Regions from separate parts of the Mus musculus genome. Here region 1 is linked to region 2. A link is a loop called in an ENCODE intact Hi-C map of the cell type or tissue named here. Cell type or tissue: left cerebral cortex. All regions are shown on one strand.

What was found. A loop is a pair of places that touch in the nucleus more often than their neighbours do. Peaks named below come from ENCODE experiments on the same cell type or tissue, not always from the same donor. Only the 100,000 strongest peaks of a DNase experiment are listed, where the experiment ranks them.
Region 1: a loop joins it to region 2, with 2.1 times the contacts of the local background. A loop is called at or near these places in 12 of 42 quality-filtered maps.

What each region holds. Positions count from the first base shown.
Region 1 is chr15:8,314,137-8,322,136 of GRCm38, forward strand. It overlaps Nipbl (NIPBL cohesin loading factor), which reads right to left. Exons shown (of 47, transcript NM_027707.3): 31 at 5,321-5,419; 32 at 4,227-4,280. Among named protein-coding and RNA genes, the nearest start is that of Gm52208, 38 kb to the left of the region's middle. In left cerebral cortex, no CTCF peak of the experiment used is centred here; a DNase peak (open chromatin) is centred at 3,465.
Region 2 is chr15:8,127,522-8,135,521 of GRCm38, forward strand. It overlaps Nup155 (nucleoporin 155), which reads left to right. Exons shown (of 35, transcript NM_133227.3): 13 at 887-1,057; 14 at 2,604-2,714; 15 at 3,941-4,035; 16 at 6,554-6,642; 17 at 7,142-7,204. Among named protein-coding and RNA genes, the nearest start is that of Nup155, 22 kb to the left of the region's middle. In left cerebral cortex, CTCF peaks have their summits at 1,965 and 4,428; no DNase peak of the experiment used is centred here.

The DNA of each region.
Region 1 (8,000 bases), 190 kb after region 2:
AACTTTTTTCTTTTTAAAGAAAGCATTTATTTATTGTATGTATATGAGGATACTATAGCTGTCTTTAGACACACCAGAAGAGGGCATTGGATCCCATTACACATAGTTGTAAGCCACCATGTGGTTGCTGTGTTGATCCACTCTTATGTGCAGTTACGAACATAGCACTCTAGATTGGTTTACTTGGGGTGATCACCAAAAACTGTTTTTGTTCTTTTTTTCCCCCTTAAGATATCATGTAAGAGAATAGCAATGGCTTGTGCTGTAAGATCAAGAATTGAAAAATTACAAAGCTTCTGTAAGGCAAAAGACACCGTCAATAAGACAAAAAGGCCACCAACGAATTGGGAAAGAATTTTTACCAATCCTAAATCTGATAGGGGACGAATATCTAATATATACAAAAAGCTCAAGAAGCTGGACTCCAGAAATTCAAATAACCCCATTAAAAAATGGTGTACAGAGCTAAACAAAGAATTCTTAACTGAGGAATACCTAAGGGCTGAGAGCACTTAAAAACATGTTCAACAGCCTTAATCATCAAGGAAATGCAAATCAAAACAACCCTGAGATTCCACCTCATACCAGTCAGAATGGCTAGGATCAAAAATTCAGGTGACAGCAGAAGCTGGCAAGGATGTGGAGAAAGAGGAACACTTCTCCATTGCTGGTGGGATTGCAAGCTGGTATAACCACTCTGGAAATCAGTCTGGAGGTTCCTCAGAAAATTGGACATAGTACTACCGCTAGATCCAGCAATACCTCTCCTGGGCATATACCCAGAAGATGTTCCAACTTGTAATAAGGACACATGCTCCACTATGTTCATAGCAACCCTATTTATAATAGCCAGAAGCTGGAAAGAACCCAGATGTCCCTCAAAAGAGGAATGGATACAGAAAATGTGGTACATTTACACAATGGAGAACTACTCCGCTATTAAAAACAATGAATTTATGAAATTCCTAGGCAAATGGATGGACCTGGAGGGCATCATCCTGAGTGAGGTAACCCAATCACAAAAGAAGTCACTTGATATGCACTCACTGATAAATAGATATTAGCCCAGAAACCTAGAATACCCAAGATACAACTTCCAAAACACAAGAAAATCAAGAAGGAAGACTAACGCATAGATACTTGATTCCTCCCTAGAATAGGGAATAAAATATCCATGGAAGGAGTTGCAGAGACAAAGTTTGGAGCTAAGACGAAAGGATGGACTATCCAGAGACTGCCCCACCCGGGGGTCCATCCCATAATCAGCCACCAAACAGACACTATTGCATACGCCAGCAAGATTTTGCTGAAGGGACCCTGTTATAGCTGTCTCCTATGAGGCTTTGCCAGTGCCTGGCAAATACAGAAGTGGATGCTCATAGTCGTCTATAGGATGGAACACAGGGCCCCCAATGGAGGAGCTAGAGAAAGTACCCAAGAGCTGAAGGGGTCTGCAACCCTATCGGAGGAACAACAATATGAACTAATCAGTACCACCAGAGCTCATGTCTCTAGCTGCATATGTAGCAGAAGATGGCCTAGTCGGCCATCACTGGGAAGAGAGGCCCCTTGGTCTAGCAAACTTTATATGCCTCAGTACAGGAGATTGCCAGGGCCAAGAAGTGGGAGTGAGTGAGTAGGGGAGCAGGACGGGCAGGGGGGGGGTGGTGGTGGAGGGGAGGAGGGTATAGGGGACTTTTGGGATAGCATTTGAAATGTAAATGAAGAAAATATCTAATAAAAAATGTGGGAAAAAAAAAACAACAAAAACCAAAACCAAAACCAAAAGTGCAAAATAATTTATTATAAATTTATTATATTATATATATTATATATATTATATATATTATAAATTTATTATAAATTTTGGTTCATGACACTACCACTGTTGATTGGGTATGTATTTTAATGTATTAATTATAAATAATAATCTGACACAGGATCTCATTATGTAGCCCTGACTGACCGGGAGCCGAAAGTATAGACCAGGCTGGCCTTGAACTCACAGAGATCTCATGCCCTTGACTCTTGAGTGCTGGGATTAATGGCCTATATTACCATTCCTGGTTCTGCTTTTTGTTTTGTTTTGTTTTAATTTCCAACTTCAACAAAAGTATTAATGTTTTGGGGCTTGTGTTCTTACAAAACATTATGATTTAACTCATTATTTCACTGCTCTCCAGCAGTCTTCCTCTTCTGGGTAAAGATTAAGTCAGATCTTTGTGAAGTACACTTGTATATGTGTTCTAATTCACATGTACAATGTTTTCTTGAATATACATCTCATAGCAGAAATACTGGGTATAACACATATGAATATTCACCTTTTTGAGTAAATACTATCAACACATATGAATATTCACCTTTTTGAGTAAATACTATCAAATACTCTTTCCCAGAGTGATTATATAGGATAGAACTCTTTACGTGGCATGTTTAAGTCTTCAGGATTTTAGAGTATACGCATACAGCACAAGGAGAAGCTTCAGTAAGGGACACAGACCTAAATATAATACTCACTTAAGTTTCATATATTCCTCAAATAAACTGCTAGAAGTAATTTTAGTATGTCTGAGTTCTGGCTATCAAAAGATTAGGTGTGGAATTTTCTTTCTTTTTTTTTTAAATCTTGGGTTTTCAAGACAGGGTTTCTGTGTAGTTTTACCTGTCTTGGAATTCGCTCTGTAGAGCAGGCTGGCCTTGAACTCCCAAATGTGAGGATTAAAGGTGTGTGCCACCACTGCCAAATGTGGGGGATTTTCAATCTGTGGAATCAGCTCAGTGCTCAAAGATGTTGAATTGGGGAGTATTTCAGATTTTACATTTCTAGGGTAGAAAGGCACAGCCCTAACTGAGTAGTAGTGCCTACAGACACGATGTCTTTTTTATTTATATCTAGTTACTGTTTTATGTGTATGACTGACTATCTTACCTGCATGGATGGATATGGACTACCTGCATGTCTAATGACCTTAGCGGTTACAACAGTCTGTCAGATTGTCTGGGACTGGAATTACAAATAGGTGTGCGCTGCCATTTGGATACTGGGAACTGAACTCAGGTCTTCTGCAAGGGCAATGATTATTACTTTTAATTCTCTCTCTTCAACTAGCACTCAGGAGGCCGAGACAGGAAGATCTTGAGTTCGAGGCCAGCCTGGTCTACAAAGTAAATTCCAGGACAGCCAAGGCTGCATAGAGAAACCCTGTTGTGAGATATTGCCTCCAAAAAAGTAAAAAGTAGGGCAAAGTGTTAGAGAACTAAGTCAGTGAGTAAGAGCTCTTGCTGTGCAAGGGTAAGGAGCATACTTCACGTCCTGAACAGGCATGGACAAGCTGGGCATGGCTGTATGTGTCTGTATCCCCAGCACTGGGGGTGGAAACAGGAGGCTATGGGGAGCTTACTGCCTCACGAGCCTAGGCAAATGGGTGAGTTTCAGACAGAGGGTTGAGAGTCTTAAGAGAACAAGACAGACTGAAAGAACACCTACATTCTCTTCTAGATTCCACACATGCACACACACTTCCTACCTCCTACACAGACGGGAAGGAAACATGCTGTTAACTTTTAAAGACTGGAGACGAACACTCTTAATTGAAAACTTCTGAAAGCACTAACTGTGGTTTAATTTTACAACACTAAAAGAAATGCCACATATTTTGTAATAGGCCAAATAATTATTTGTTTATTTAACTTAATGTTACTTTTATATTCATTTATAGATTTCATGAGTAGGCCTTAGTAAGATTAGTGCTTCTCAACTTGTGGGTCAAGGCCACTTTGGGGTCACATATCACATATCCTGTATGTCAGAATTTACATTACTATTCAAAATCGAAGCCCAATCACAGTTATAAAGTAAACATGAAATAACGTTATGGTTTGGTGTCACCATCTATCACAGTATGAGGAACTATATTATATTATATCACAGTATGAGGAACTATATTAAAGGATTGCAGCATTGTGAAGAATAAGAACTACTGTTCTAGATTAAAGGGATAAGAAAAAAAATTACCTGAAAGCATAGCTAAAATTTCAACTAGTAATTCGGAAAACTTAGCAGTCAACTGGATAACTGATTCAATAACCAACTTAAAAGACACAGCTTAACATAGTGAAATAAGTTTCACCTACTAAAACATAAATATTTAGGAACTGAAAAATTCCTTTTTAAAATGATAAAGACCCTTTATTAAATTTCATGCTATCAAAATTATACTCACATTTTGAAGGAGTTGCTCAAACCAGTCATATCCAGTATCTCTACATGCTGCAACCTACGGTGAAAAGGTAATAAAATTCTTAAAATAAGGCATTTATAATAACGTTATAAAGACTTGTGCCAGTTACATTGTGGAGTATAAATGTATAGTTGTATCTACAAGTAAGTAGTCATAGCCACAAGGAAGAGAGACCATGAACCTCAGAGAGAGCAAGGAGGGGTTTAGAGGAAGGAAAGAGAAGGGAGAAATGTTGAAATTGTATTATATCTCAAAAACTAAAACAAAAGACATCTATTTTACAACAGTATTATAGTTATGCTGTAGCATGAAGTATATGCATACTTTTTTAATTTGAAAAGTTATTCTTAAAATTATTTTTTCAGTAACTCAAACACTTATGAAAAACAAAGAAATCAGTTAATATTAAAACTGATATGATACCAAATTATTAAAAAATAGCTTGATATATTCTATCAGAAAAATCTATAAGGTTTCAAACAATGGAAAAAAGTGTTTTGTTTCTTCACTCTCTAAGATTTATTGCTAACTGTGAAATAGAGATGACCATGTAACTGAGTATATATAAAAATTTCTAATATTCAACATAGAGAAAGCATTGTGGATAAGCAAATTATAGCTTGCTTATTTATTTATTTATTTATTTATTTATTTATTTATTTATTTATTTATTTATTTCTGAGACAGGGTTTCTCTGTGTAGCCCTGGCTGTCCTGGAACTCACTCTGTAGACCAGGCTGGCCTCGAACTCAGAAATCCGCCTGCCTCTGCCTCCCAAGTGCTGGGATTAAAGGAGTGCGCCACCATGCCTGGCTTATAGCTTATTTATGTATTAACTAAAAAACATATTCTCTTGGTTTTTTCTGTTTTCCACGATGGAAGAATGGGAACACACCAATAACAACGCTTACACACGTGAGTATTGAGAAAGCCGCGTGCAAACCCTTTCTCTTTTTCTTAGGCCCCAGATGTCCCAGAAAGGGAAGCAGTACTGAGTGGCAGGCACAGCATGTCACCATGGCAATGCATCAGCTGGCCTTGTGCTCAGTGACCACACCCTGGTCCATGCTTCTTACCACATCAGTGATGTTTAAAATCTTCCTTGTCATTGCTTCTTTGTCATTATGTGGAGTTGGAGTAAACCAGAGCTTTTGGAATGTTTCATTTACTAATTTCTAGAAGGAGAAAAAGAAACCCAATCAATTACTAACAAAGACTGCAACCTTATAATTAATTGTGAATTCCCATTAAAGCCCAACACAAAGCTATAGCTAGTTATTAAAAGAAGTGTTTGCATTAATTAAAAGTTTTCTTGGGATTAAAACAACAGATTTTGCTAATTATGAACTTTGTCTAATGGGTTAAGATTTCAAATAGTGGATGGGTAAAACTATGTTTAACTTTCGGCTTCTGCATAAAAATACTTTTAAAATAAAAAAAAAGTATGTGTTGTGTGCCTGTGTGTATATGCATCACCTGTGTGCAAGTGCCTGCAGGAGCCAGAGGTGGTGTTGGGTCCTCTAGAACTGGGGTGCAGGTGGCTGTGAGCTACCTGGTATGGGTGCTGGAACTGAACCTGGGTTCTCTGCAAGGCCAGCAAGCACAATGATGAGCCATCTTTTCAACCCCTGAATTGTTTTTGATCAGACTAAAACCTCTTTTATGTCTCTGTGTGTGTGTGTGTGCATCCCTGCCATGAATGCACATAAAAGAGCGATAGGACATCCAGGTGTCTACATCTATCACCTTTTTACCTAGCTGCCTTGAGACATGATCTATCACTGAACTAGAAGCTTGCTGTTTTGGTCAAGTTGGCTAGCTAAAAAGCCTTTGAAACCTGCCTGTCTCCACCTGCCCAATGCTAGAGTTAAGGCACATGCAGTCATGTCCAGCTTTTTATGTGGATGCTGGAGACCTGAACTCAGGTTCCTCATGTTTGTAAAAAGTTGCTCTTACCCAGTATCTACATAGCTCCATTGTATTGCTTTAAAGGAAGAAACGTGTGTGGGATAGTCTTATATCAACTTAACACAAGCTCAAGTTAACTGAGAGGAGGGAATCTCAATTAAGAAAACGCCTCCTTGTTGAAGGGGTCTGCAACCCTATAGGTGGAACAACAATATGAACTACCCAGTACCCCAGAGCTCGTGCCTCTAGCTGCATATGTAGCAGAAGATGGCCTAGTCGGCCATCACTGGGAAGAGAGGTCCCTTGGTATTGCAAACCTTATATGCCCCAAATACAGGGGAACGCCGGGGCCAAGAAGCGGGAGTGGGTAGGTAGGGGAGCAGGGTGGAGGGAGGGTATGGGGAACGTTCAGGATAGCATTTGAAATGTACATAAAGAAAATATCTAATAATAATAATAATTAAAAAAAAAAAAGAAAATGCCTCCTTAAGATTGGTCCTGGGTTCAATACTAAAGCAGGCTGGGCCAGCCAGATGGAGCAAGCCAGTAAGCAGCACCAGTAAGCATTAGCTTCTGCCTCCAGGTTCCTGCCCTGCTTGAGGTCCTGTCCTGACTTCTTCCAATGCTGAAGAGTGAGGCGAACAGTAAGCTAAACAAACCTCTTCACCCCAAAGTTCCTTTGTTCATGTTATTTTATCATAGCAATAGCAACCCTAACTAGGACAGAAATTGGTACCAGGAGAGTGGGCCACTGTTGTCATAGATCTGACCATGTTATTTTTGGGAAGATGGTGGAAGGTCTTTAGATCTTTGGACAAAAAAACCCAAAAAGCCCAACCCCAACGCAAACCCATTAGGTATTAAAGCTCGGTGAGCTGTCCTGGGGAGCTTGGTAGAATGTTGACAGCAATGCAGAAGGGGGAGGCAGCTTGAGAGTTCCTTAATGACTATCAGAGCTGCTTGATATTTTAAGTTAAGAATTTGTGGTTCTGGTAAGCTAGGGCTGAAGAATAAGTTGTGGTTAACAAAACACTAGAAAAACTAAAAAACTTTGTTTTACTGTGACAATTGATGTTGGCCAGCTGGAGCTGACAAACTGGTGATTATCAAGCAGAGACCAGCATCACTCAGGTAAAATCTTTTGACAAGTGTTTGCTCAGAGTCAGCATAAAGAAGCTGTATTCAGAGGTAGCCAAGATAGTACCTTGTGCTGGTACTTGTTTTGGAGCGCACGCAGCTGAGGTTTGGCTACTTGGGAAGGTGCAGCTAGAGTAGCAGTGGAAGCCCCAGGACTGAACTGAGTGGGTCACGCACAACAGCTGAGGCTTTGCATCATGAAAAGAGCCTATTGGTGAAAGCGAGCCCAGTTGCAATGGGAGATGCCAGCATTTGGAAGATGCCAATACCACAGCAGGACTGTCAGAAACAGCAGCAGCTGTGTGTGGAGTGGAACCAGCCTGAGTTCAGAGGACAAGCTGTGTGTTTCCCAGACTGTGGAACCTGAGAAGTGACCCAGGCCTTTTGGAGGAGCCTGGAAGACATTAGTGAGTCCTAGATACTGGACATCGAGTGACTTACACTGTTGGAATTTGGTTTTGCATTTATCTGTGCCCTCATTTTTTCCCTCATGAAATAGAAGTGTTTTAACTTAATTTTGATTTTATAGTAGTCCACACTTGGGAGAGTTTCTACTTTAAGAGACTTGAAAGTGTTTGAATTTGTAAGACTGTGGGACTTTTTAAGTTTGTAAAATGTTTCAAATTATGGTGTTTATATTAATGTTAGATCTTGAGGATAAACAAGAAAAGAAAGGTTGTGACTTTCCAGCGTTTGTGTGTCAAGCTGACA
Region 2 (8,000 bases):
TTTTGTTGTTGTTGTTTTTTGTTTTGTTTTGTTTTTTTGAGACAGGGTTTCTCTGTATCTTCCTGGCTGTCCTGGAACTCATTTCTCTGTGTAGACCAGGCTGTCCTCGAACTCAGAAATCTGCCTGCCCCTGCCGCGGCCCCCCCCCCCAGTGCTGGGATTACAGGTGTGCACCACAATGCCCGGTTCCTCTCATGTCCCGAGCTATCGCTCTCGCAGGCAAGAACACACTCGGACAACGCAAGCTTTATTGCTTCTTAAGGAGGGAAGACCCAGACCCTGGAAAATGGTGCTGCTTATATAGCCCTCAGCGTGGCGTTTTAGCACCTGATGTGGCATGTCAGCTTGCCCATCACCTCATTACTACGCCCTGAGATGGGCAGTGACTAGGTTTGAGTTCACTCTCACACTTGCGCACAAGGCTTGTTTACTAGTTAGGCACAGCGGAAGCCAGCGCCATCTTATAATGGCGATTGCTCGCGGCACAGCTCTCCACACTCTCATCTTTCTGTTAATCCAGCTCCAGGAGATCTGACAGTCACACAATGCAGGCAAAACACCAATGCTCATAAAATGAAAATGAGCAATCTCCCAGGCAGCAGTGGCGCACGCTTTAATCCCAGCACTGGGTGGGTGGGCTGGCAGGCAGATCTCTGAGTTTGAGGCCAGCCTGATCTAAAAGGCAAGATCAAGGACAGCCAGGCCTACACAGAGAAACCCTGTCTCAAAAAAACAAAGGGTAAAAAAACTATATACTGAGTAATTCATGTTGCTGGAACTAGGGAAGTTTGGTTGTTTTAATTTTGTGTTTTGATTTTTGTTTCCTAAAAGCTTTGGCATGTGTGACTTCAACAAAATATGAAAACAGTATATTTCTTTTTTATAGATGACAACCCGTGTTGATGGTCATTCCTGGGCTCTCTCTGCAATAGATGAATTAAAAGTAGATAAAATAATTACACCGTTAAATAAAGATCATATTCCAATAACTGATTCGCCAGTTGTTGTACAACAGCACATGTTGCCTCCAAAGAAATTCGTTCTCCTCTCAGCACAGGTATGTGCATAGCTGCTTGCCGTAGTGAAAAGAAGCCATAGTAAATATGCTGGAGCCGGCGTGAATTCAGGGACTGCTGCATGCTGAGCCAGCACTACTGCTGAGCCAACACTAGCCAGTCCCTGCTCTGCTTACTTCATGCTTTTGTCAAATACTCTCAGCTGCCACTTCATGGAAGTATTTTTAAGAGCTTTATAAATGTCTACTCTTAATTTTCTTTAACAGTAATGAATTGTCCTAGAAAGTATATAAAATAAAGTCTCCCATCCAGATATCTGTGTTTATCACTATCTGTAGATTTACAGATACATTAAGAGAATAGAATGTAAATATTTCTAAGTAAATGCTAACATTCTATATCCTGCATCTTTAAATTTCAAAAAATATTCTTTGTAGATTTTTCGACCTATGCTTCTATTTTGCATTTGGCAGTGATTTTTTTGTGTAAGTGTGCCCTGTTTAACTATTTTTCCTTATTTCCTGAGCATCCCTAAAGCTGTGGTGCTGATTCTGCTTATACCAAGCATATGTGTGTCTATATTTTAGATGGATGCTGCCAACTTTCTGTGTATATTCGCTAGTCGTTTCTAGGATTATGTTTCATTGTAACCTTCCCTAATACATTTTACTATCCAGGAAGAGTGAGGTTAACTACCTTTTCAAATGTTTATATTTATTGCCGTATACGTCAGGTCCTGTTCTATATATTGATGCTTCCTTTTCTATGGTTTTGCTTTCCAGAGTTTTAGTTTCTTCTCTTTCCCCATCAAATGTAGTCTGAAAATGAAGGGAAGCATTTGTATGCCCTAAACTGTAAGACTCTGAGTGCACAGTGCATTCACTGCTGCTGGGCCCCTCCTACAGCCTCATGTGATGTGTGGTGCTTCTTTCTAGTCACCTAGTGGCAGTCTTGGTTGTTACACCGTCTTTTGTCCTGGTATGGTTGTTTATAGGATGTGGAAAATGCAATGCAGTTTTGAGCATCTAAAGGTGGAGGAGGTACTTGGATCTGTGCCATGGGTGTAAGAGTAGACCACTGTATCACCATTTCTTTAGAGTTGTCATTTACCATGTCAAGGTTTGTTAAGATTTTTGTATCATAGATACTAAGTTTTTGTATTTTAGTCATAATTTAACTTTGCCCTCTAAACCTTGCATCTGTGTGGAGTATATCCTGGTATACTGTGTGACTAAGGATCCGGCTTTATTTCTGTACAAATAGACACACGTGATAATATGACCAGTGAGGGGCAGCGTGAGGAGGACAAGGTTAGTTTCTGCAGACATGGAAATTGAGTGTAGGTCGACTGTTGACATAAGATGGTCTTGTCCACCTCATTTTGTGTTCTCGGAGTTGCTTGTTATTAACTTGTTGTTGTTAGTCAGTTGGTTATTACCAGCCAGGTGTCTTGTGTGTGTTAGTGAGGAGAGAACTCATGGGCTGTGCGTGCCAGGCTAGGACTCTATCCTTACCTACGTTCCCACCCTTTACCAGTCAGGCTTGGTAATTGCTTTCTCATGTGATCTCTCCTTTTTTATTTCTTAGGGTAGTCTTATGTTTCACAAGCTTAGACCTGTAGATCAGCTGAGACATCTGCTTGTGAGTAACGTGGGAGGGGATGGAGAAGAGATTGAGAGATTCTTCAAATTACATCAGGTAACTATGCACTGCATTTATTTTAATTAAAGAAGCTGTATAATATTAAAATAGTTTGTAAACTAGAAGTAAAATACTGTAATACACAGATTATCTGTTCTTTTGTACTCAAATCAGCACATATTGACTATGAAAATAGTTATGTTACAGGACTCTTCCACATTTATTCTCTGATTTTGACACATTCTTTTTTTGGTGGGGGGGGGGAGGGTTTGGGTTTTTTCGAGACAGGGTTTCTCTGTGTAGTCCTGGCTATCCTGGAACTCACTCTGTAGACCAGGCAGGCCTCAAACTCAGAAATTCGCCTGCCTCTGCCTCCCAAGTGCTGGGATTACAGGCGTGCACTACCACGCCCAGCTTTGACACATTCTTATTAAGGTATAAAAATAAGAATATGATATTGAAGTTGTATGATAAATATGCTTTTTATTAAGAGCACCAGTCATTCCGTTATGAGCATGCACATGTGTGTACATTCCCAATCCCATGGAATAAATTGAGGTAGTGACTGGAGGCATAATATGGGGACATTAGTAGTTAATAGTCATATCAGAATTGACAGATTTAAAACTGGGGAGTCTTATTTAAAATTACTATTTTCTCATTAAAGCTAAGCTTTTAGATTCAGGATTCAGACTATCTGCTAAAAAAACTTTTTCCAGTGGAGTGAGATACTTGTATTCACTTTAGTTGTATGTAAACTGCATCATACTGCAGCACTGTGTGCTATAAGAACTAATAAATACTGCATTTAGTTTGTTTGTTTGACACGGGATTCTCTATGTATCCCTGGTCGTCCAGGAACTCTGTATGTAGACCAGGCTGGCCTCCAACTCGGAGATCCTCCTGCCTCTGCTTCTTGAGTGCTGGGATTAAAGGCGTGCGCCACCACTGCCTTGGCGACACTGGATTATTAAAATAGTGCCTAGCACATAATAGGTACTCAATAAATGTTGGGTTTTACTGATAATTTCTAAAAGATAGAAAGATAGAAATATACAATAATATAGAAAATATAGAAAGATACAAGAATAAAATAGAATGACAGCTGATCAGAATCTTACTAAAGAGAAAGTATCTTTAATACTGATGCCTGAGTTAAACTTTACTTCTGGGCTGTTTGCTTTCTTCATGTCCGTTGAATTCATTCCAGAGTAAGTATTTATTGAGCACTTGCTGTGAGCGCTGGATTTGTCTTTAATGCACTGACTTTTGCCCCCTTTCAGGAAGACCAAGCTTGTGCAACTTGCCTTATTCTTGCTTGTTCCACTGCTGCCTGTGACAGAGAAGTGTCTGCTTGGGCAACACGGGCATTCTTTAGGTATGTCAGGGTGGAGAGAGAGAGTGTGTGTTTATGTACTGGGCCACCTTTTAGTTGCAGGGGGCATTCTGAGAGTTGAATGTAGATTTGTTTTTGTTTTCCCTCATGCTATGTAAATACTAAGCATTCTACCAATGAGCTACATCCTTAGTTCAAAAGTGTTCATCAAATACTTTTAAAGTATTGTGAAATATTTGTATATAAAAGCCCTGCTCTTTTTGGTTTTTTGTTTGTTAGTTGGTTGGTTTATTGGTACTAGAAATTAAAGCTAGGGTCTTACACATGCTAAGTTCAACCTCAGGGCCACTAAAAAAATTATTTTGTGTGTCTAAATGTTTTCCCTGCATGTGTCTATGCAGCTCATGCATGCAATTCCATTGGGAACCAGAAGAGTGCAGTGGATGCCCCATGACTCCAGTTTTAGGCAGTTGTGAGCTCCCATGTGGGTGCTGAGTATAGAACCCAAGTCCTCTGCAAGTCAGACCTGTGCTGAAGTCTCTCTGCAGCCTGGTGTTTTCTGTTGGTGTTGGTGGTTGGCAGTGTTTGTTTAAAGACAGGGATTCACCATTCAATTCAGCCTGTATTGGCTGAGTGCTGGGATTAAAGAGACACCACTTCCAGGCCACTTTTAAAGACTTATTTATTTCATGTATGTGAGTACACTGTCACTGTCTTCAGACACACCAGAAGAGGGCATCAGATCCTCATCAAAGATGATTGTGGGCCACCATGTGCTTGCTGGGAATTGAACTCAGGACCTCTGGAAGAGCAGTCAGTGCTCTTAACCACTGAGCCACCTCTCCAGCCCAAAGCCTCGTGACATCCCTGGGTGGGCTAGAACCACTAACCTCTCCATTAACAGCTGAACATGCTAACTAATTGCGCCACAGAGACACTTGGGCCACTTTTTAGATGATACCAGTGTGATAGTTTAAGGCTTTGCCAAATGGGGGAAGTAGGCAAATTTTTAACCTTCATTAGGAAGAGTCTAATCTAGAAATAGAAAGATAGCAGTGCCCGTGGAACAAGCTGAGGAGCATGGTGCGCACATCACTGCTTTCTGGGTACCTTTCCTTCTTTGTCCTTTTGTTTTACACTTTTTACCATCGTCAGTCCTCCTTCCTTACTGCCTCCAACAGCCGCTTCCAGAGCATGGGCATCAGTGGTGCTGAGGGACTGAGTCACACACAGGAAGGAAACTTGGGGTCAGAGATGGTTTTTTAAATTCTGGGTTTTTTGTTTTTTTGTTTTTTTTAATGTGTTTGCTTGTTTTGTTTTTGCTGTATTGGGAATAAACCAGGACTGACTAGTGAAGCATTCTGCCATTAACCTATGCCCTAGCCTTCAGAGGCTTTCTTTCTATAGTATATTTAGCCAGAAGTTTGAAGAATACTTGTACTGTGTAATCGTTAAATTGGGGGGTAGGGGGATGCTGGAGAGATAGCTGAGGAGTTAAAAACACTGGCCGCCCTTTTAGAGGACCCAGGTTGAATTTGCTGCATCCACATTGCAGCTGAGAGCTGTCACTTTACTTCCAAGGGATCTGACACCCTGCTGTGGCCTCTTGAGTGCAATTGCACAGACATACATTCAGGCAAGACACCATACACAAAAAGATAAACAAATGTTTAACACTGTTTTTAAAATTTGACTAATTCTATTAGAAAGAAAGACTCTGTCATTTCTGCGTTAAGTAAACTATTCATTACATGTCTTTTTTTTTTTTTAGACATTAGTGGCAATTTTGGAAGTTTGGTTTCCTTTTTTTCTTTTTTTTTTTTTTTCTTTTTTTTTTTTCCGAGACAGGGTTTCTCTGTATAGCCCTGGCTGTCCTGGAACTCACTTTGTAGACCAGGTTGGCCTCAAACTCAGAAATCCGCCTGCCTCCGCCTCCCAAGTTCTGGGATTAAAGGCGTGCGCCACCACGCCCCGCTTGGTTTCCTTTTATAAAAAATGTATTTTCATTTTAATCCCAAGTGTGGGATATGATGCTGCTTCAGACTGTCCGAAGCAGCTGACTTTTGCCTCATGCTCTGAGGTGTGGTCTTACCAACAGTAGATAGTTTCTCCGATTGTGCAACATTTGGGATTTGGGAACTTTTCAGGGGGTATTAAATGCCAGGGCCTTGAGCGGTGGGGTGGGTTGTTGGTTGTTGAGGGGGCTGATCACATTGTTAGTACTTATGCTCAAAGAAGAAACAAGAAGAACAAATTAGATTCAGGGGTCTCATCCCTTTCCTTGCTTCAATTCCATGGAATTGAAAGGGTGGAAAAAGGGTGGAAGATGAAAGAAAGAAGAACCCACAAAACCAGCTACACTTAGTAGAGTTCCTTCTAGTTTCCTGGTAGCAATTGAGATCAACATTTGAAGGATTATCCTAGATACATATTTGCTTCACTATGAGCACCATACATTAAAGTTTCTACCAAGTGCATGAAAGCTAAGCAAGAACAGGGATTGTCCCAGGTGTACAAGATTGACAGTTCAATTGAACCCATACTCTTGTCACACAAACAGGTATGGTGGTGAGGCACAGATGAGATTTCCAGCTACTCTTCCTACTCCAAGCAACGTTGGTCCCATCCTTGGCTCTCCTATGTATTCTAGTGAGTACAAAATGATTTTTTATTAGGACTTCTGTGTTACTAGTGAATAGTCTCTAGATAGTGACTCTTGACTCTTTGGGGGTTTTTTAGGGGGTGGGGTGTTGTTTGGTTTTTGTTTGGTTTGAGATAAAGTTTTCCTATGCAGCGTTGGTTGGCCTGGAACTTGCTATATGCACCAGGTTGTCTTTGAACTCAGAGATTCCCCTCTGCACTGTCACCACCCCTGACAGTATGGAATCTTTAATGCATACTAAGAAGCAAAATAATATGTAACCAATATTATTTAGAGACCTCATTTAGTAATCAAAGGGAAAAGAGATTTTAAAAAGAAAAGAAGGAAATGAGTATTTGAAAATCTGTGTGCCTGGTTCTTGACTCTAGTAGGTAGCATCTGTCATTCCTCGGTCACACTGATATGTAGCTTCTTATATAGTCATCTTGATCACATTCAAAGCATTGTGAAGGTATTTTACATGTCTCTGGTTTTTTTCTTTTGCAGGTTCTCCTGTCCCTAGTGGGAGTCCCTATCCAAATCCATCCTCCTTGGGGACACCATCCCATGGTACCTTTTTTCTCTTCATTTTGAAAAACTAACATTATAATTCCTAATATTTAATGTTGAAAGGACTAATTTGCATGATCCCCCTTTTTAAAAAAACAAAAGAAAACAAAACAAAGGTTGAGGAAATAATGCAGGTGGTAAAATGCTTCACACCGCGAAGACCCGAGTTTGAACCTCACAGTCAATGTAAAACAGCTGAGAAAACCCATCCATGTCTATACTTCTTAACAAAACCAAATGGCTATCTATTCATTGTCTTTACATATTTTCCTTTTGTGTCAGGATATACCAAGTGGGCTATTGAAATTTCTAAACACTTGCAATTTCTTTTTAAACTATTTTTATTAATTTGAGAATTTCATACATTTATACAATGTGTTTGATCACATTTACCCACAATTCCTTCCAGAACCACTGTCCCCAACTCCTAGCCCTTCTCAACGTATGTCCTGTTTGTTTGTTTGTCTAATAGCCTATTCAGTCTGATTTGTACCGTCCACCTTCCACTGGAGCACGCAAAGGCCATAATTACCCTTAGATCCCAGAAGCCATGAACTGTTAATAGGGCCTCAGCTAGAGGCAGGGGCTTGTGAGCCCTTCTCTCTTCATGCTGGAATATTGACTGAGGTTGAGAGTGCAGCAGCCCTGGAATGTGCTCTCTCTCTCTTTCCCCTGGGTCTTTCTGACCTCTGGTTCTTGTAGGCTTTTCACACCGTTTTCCACAGTCTCTGTGCCTTCTGGTGGTGGGTTGGGGTTAGACTGTGTTATAGATATGCCGTTTGTGACTAGAGTCTCT